2 separate regions of the Homo sapiens genome follow, and region 1 is linked to region 2. A link is an interaction called in ENCODE POLR2A ChIA-PET data of the cell type or tissue named here. Cell type or tissue: PC-3. All regions are shown on one strand.

Region 1 (2,500 bases), 140 kb before region 2:
GAATGCCAGTTTGCTTAATTATTTCCCACACACTGCATGGAGTAGCTGGTATACGGAATACTGGTCCAGATACATTCACCCTACATTAATTACATGAAAGCCATCAACATCCTTATCTGGAAAAACAGAATTGCAGATCTTTCTCTCATCAATGTGCTCTGGAAGAGGCAGGTGGAGAAGGAGGCCATCTACATTACCATCATTATTCAATTTATTGATTAAATTCAACAATTCTTCCTCTGAAATTGAAGCTGGTTTCACAATTATCTCACTGTTGATTCCCACATCTGCAGCTGCCCTGGTTTTGTTGAGGATATGGCAGAGACTTGCAGGAGTTTTGCTGACCAGAGCCACGCTCAGGCATGGCCCTTTGTTGCCAGAGGCCACCTGCTCCTCCACCTCCTGCCGCACTTCCTGCTTGATCCACTGGGCCAGTTTCCTGACAACAGCTTCATTTAGTTGGCAATGGGTTCTTCCCAAGAACCCCACTGCTTCATCCAAAGCTGACAGACCAAGAGTGAGTATCTGACTGCAAAGGCAACAATTTTTAGGTTGGCCAGCTGTTCAGTTGGTGCAAAAGCTTAGCTCATAAGAGCAGTGAGAGTTATCGGAACCAGTAAGAGCTCGTCCGAGGGAGTTCAAAGGAACTGCCGCGAGGTGGAAAGGGCGAGGACAGAGGCGGCAGCTCTGAGCGGGCTGGATCAGCCGGCGACCAACGCTGACATGAGGGAAGTCGCAGCCATAGCCCGCGCCGGTGCCCGCGCTCGGCTGACAGTGATTTTAAATAAAGTTTTGTTGAAGGAAGATAGGTACGTTTCATTTATGGAAATGAAGGTGGAATTTTTTACAAAAATTAAGTTCCGCAGAAAAGTAGTATTAATGGGATTAGCTGTGACACAGTCTCCCAGCAGGGGGCAACACGTTGGGAATCAGAAGTAGCTGGGCAAATGCTTTTCAACTTTTTTGCCTTTGTGTCCCAGCCTGGTTAAAGTTCTGAAAAACATTCATTTTAAACTAAATTTCAACTAGTTATGAAATGATTAAACACCTTTTTTTAAATATTCTGACTTGGTACCTAAGTATTCGATTTTTTTTTCTGTTACATACCGAAATTTAAGAATACGTAATAATAATAAATTACTGCAAAGTTATTACCCTCTATGTAAATTTTTTTAATTGTTGAAAATGATTTCTTTTGAATTTCATTGACATCCTCATGTTTTGAAAATTGCAGGATTTGTTGCACAAACCCTCAGTTCATGGTATTCTTACATCTTATGATTTTATGAATGCCCATTCTGTTCCCATGGAAATTTTCAGTTTTTATCTTCTAGATATTTTTAAAGCGTGTTATTTATATTGAAGGTTTTCTTATCTATAAAGTTCCAATCCAACAAATGTATTGTTTTTCTAAGTGCAAGCTCTTTTGCAAATGGTTTTGTCCCTGTCTTATTTTGGGTAACCTTCTTTTTATACTCTACAGTTGTCACACATTTGTTGACATACGGTCAGATAGAGCAGCCAAGGGTTGGTGCCCCTTAGCAGCATCCTGTAATCCTATCTCCTTTATTAATACCTAAGCTTACCTTTTCCACTCACTTTTTCCTTTTCTTACTCTGAAACATATACATTTCCAGAAGAGTTCATGAAAATATATTGTAGTTTAATGAGTGCTTATAAAACAAACACTTGTGTAACCTAAGTCAAAAAGTAAAACTGGCAGCATTCCAAAACACATATCCAGTCTATTCATGCCGTTCTCCCCAATTACAGTTCTATCCCTCCACCCTGGAGGTATCCCTATGTCTTAATCAATTTTGTGCTGATAGAACATCTCAGACTAGATAATTTAAAATGAACAGGAATGTATTGGTTCATGTTTCTGGAGGTAATCCATACTATAATATTTGGCTATATCATTTTCTTTTTAATATACTCTCCCATTATATGAATATTTCATAATTCATGCATGCTACTATAAGTGAACATTGAGGATGTTGACAGTTTTTGATTACTGTAAACAATGCTGCTACAAATGCATGTGTGTGGATGTATTTAGGATAAATGGTGAGTTGCACACCTTAACATTTTCCTGGTGAAGCACCTCTTGGATTTTAAAATCCAAACTTCAGAATGTAGGTGTCTTTGCAATATATTACTTGCTGATGTCTTACACACACACAAAAATGTGCAGTCATGCCCCCAAAGCTCAATACTACATTTTAAACAAAACAATGTGTGTGTGTTGTGAAAAAAAGGTGGGGATAAGAGTGAAATCTTGAGTTCTATTTTAAATAGAATTAAGTGTAAATGCTGTGAAAGGTATAGCTGAGAATCAATAAAGGCCATAGTACTGTGGTTACTGTATACAAAGCAACCATTTAATGAACATTTAAATCTTTTTACATCCAAACATGATTGGTTGTTATATATAGGCATTTTACTGTGAATTAGTTCTGTTTTAGAAAATTGGTTGAAGTTTTGAGTTGATATATAAAAC
Region 2 (2,500 bases):
GGGTGGCTCAGATTCCCGGGCTGCAAGATATAGGTGAGACTCCCTTTGGATGCTTGTGCAGGTAGCTATGAGCAGGGAGCTCAGCTGAGGGCACACTGGAGCTGAGTCACAAGGCAACTTTCAAGTTTTTTCCTGTGACTGCTACCAATGGACAGAGAAGCCTTTCTGCCAAGGCACTAGTGTGTGTGATTCTTTCTGGACTCTTTGGCAGATGGTTTTGGTTGCAGGTTCAAGGCAAACAGGCTTCTAGCCATTCCCCTTAGAGAACTAGGCTGCTTCTGAGCTTCAGCCTGGGAGCAAGCTTGGAGGATTAGTGACTCAAGTATTGGTCTGCATTCTCAAAATGATCCTTCAAGGACTTGGATTCCAGTAGGATTTCACAAACTTCTATCTGAATCCTGATAGAGAGACTTTTGTCTGTGGATGTATACAGAATTTTTTTTCTTATGGGGGTATATGAGCAGGTTACCTTCCATCATCTTGGTAACCTATGTGCAGTATTTTATATATGATCACAAATATTTTCCTCTGCCCAAACAAGGACCAAAAAAGACAAGTTACCTTTTTATCTCCCTAAGAAGGAAGCTTTTTTTTTTTTTTTAATCTTCCACTGAGGTATGGTCTTTCAATGTGTCCAGCTTTAGGTTGAGAACTCATTTCCAACTGTACAACCTTTATGGGAATTTTTTCCTCGAGCCAACAAAACCAAGTCTCTAGGTTCCTCTTATCAGATATGTCCTCGAGGCATAGATTCAGGTATAGAACTTCTTTTTTTTAATCTCTGAAGAGTTCCTTAACTTTTAAAAACTCAGTTATAGAAATAAAAAGAAATCTTCTGACATTTTATTCAGCATTCCTAGGTATTTTTTCTTGGGAGTTTTTTCAGGAAATCTAGTTTGCTATTTTTTCTCCCAGTTTCTTATGTAATTCTCTCTCATTCTTTAAGTTATAGATTAAAATTCACCTCCTCAGTGAGGCCTTTGTAAATAGCTCAAGCAACCAACCTCCTCTATCCCATATACTTCATTTTCTATCACTTGCTGAATTTAAATTATTTACATATTAATTCATTATTTCTTAAATTTAATATAAAATATATATGCATAAATATGGAAATTTGTTTAATTTATTTATTTACTAACATGGCCATTTTTTGGTTGCCATATGCTAGTCAGAATGGTGAAAAGTACTGGGACTTTGACTCATTCATAGCAGTATCCTTAGGACTTATAAAACTGTCTGTTATATGTTGCTATCCATTAAGTACTTGTTTAATGAATGACTCATCCAATAAGTAAGTGAGCACACAGATGGTTGTTTACCAAAGGGCTTTTTATTTGATATCTCTTAAATAAACAGATCCTTATCTGTTTGACAAACATTAGGGTTAAAGCAAGGGTTAGGATTAAAGCCAAATTCTTAGGAATAGCTTTATTTATAATTTAGAAATAAATGTGCTAATTAGCTTTAAGGAGCCAAGCTGAAAATCATGTGAAAGAATTACCATGCAAACCACTTACCAATAAATTTATTTTCAAATTTAGAAGAATTTTGTAAAAAAAAAATGTTAAAGCACTATGGAATTAGGTAACAGGAAGAGTTTGGAGGGCTCAGAAGAAGATAAAATGATGGGGAAACTTTGGAACTTCTTAGAGATTAGTTAAGTGGTTGTGACTAAAATGCTGATAGAAATATAGACCATAATGGTCATACTGAGGTCTCAGATAGTGTGGGCATTCAGTCAGGCTGGTGGGAAAAATTTTAGTTATGATAGCCACAAACCCTCTTGGAAGGCCTGAGAGTTTGTATAACTTCTGTAATACATCTGGCTGAAGGCAGCCTGATACCCTTACCTTTAGTTAAATAAATTAGAGTAGAAACAAAGGAATGTGGGGAATTTATCTAACTTGTTTACACATGTGGTCTTAAGACTAACCTTTGTTCTACAGTGGGTGCTTAATTGCTTTCTACTCGGGAAGTCTATAATGTCAATTACCCTCTAGCAGTGTTGGCTCAAGCCTTTGTCAATTAATCTTTACTGAATAAATGCAAGTCTCACTGGCTGGTCAGGGCCCTGTCACAACTGTTTACAGCACTCTGTGTGGAGTCTGTAAGCGGCCCAGAAACTCAACTGGACTGGCAAAGCAGAGTATCTGTGTGTCAGTGTACTTTATTCATCCATCGTTGGGTCAGGTTCTACAGGACAGACCCCCACAAAATAGAAATGAACTGACTGGGACTTGGAGCAAAGGTCACCCTTGTTATGCTGCAGCAAAGAACTTAGCTCCATTGTGTCCATGCCCTAGGGCTTTGTGGAAGGCCAAACTTAAGAGTAATAACCTATAGTACCTGGTGGAAGAAATTTCCAAGCAGCAAAGTCTTCAAGAAGTGCAATGGCTACTTCTAACAGCTTACAATTAGATACCGCAGCAAAAAAAAAAAAAAAAAAAAAATGACCTAAAGGTGGAATTTTTAATTAAGAGGGGAGCAGAGTGTAAAC

The links. ChIA-PET counts read pairs that join two places held together with the same protein. Peaks named below come from ENCODE experiments on the same cell type or tissue, not always from the same donor. Only the 100,000 strongest peaks of a DNase experiment are listed, where the experiment ranks them.
Region 1: POLR2A ChIA-PET joins it to region 2 with 16 read pairs; 3 of 35 experiments call an interaction of 5 or more read pairs at or near these places.

Annotation. Positions count from the first base shown.
Region 1 is chr5:41,967,623-41,970,122 of GRCh38, forward strand. It overlaps a transcript of FBXO4 not described here and the pseudogene MTHFD2P6. Among named protein-coding and RNA genes, the nearest start is that of FBXO4, 44 kb to the left of the region's middle. In PC-3, a CTCF peak has its summit at 910 (motif pointing right); no DNase peak of the experiment used is centred here.
Region 2 is chr5:42,107,370-42,109,869 of GRCh38, forward strand. No RefSeq gene overlaps it. Among named protein-coding and RNA genes, the nearest start is that of LINC02996, 67 kb to the right of the region's middle. In PC-3, no CTCF peak of the experiment used is centred here; DNase peaks (open chromatin) are centred at 1,292 and 1,802; H3K27ac peaks cover 2,038 bases.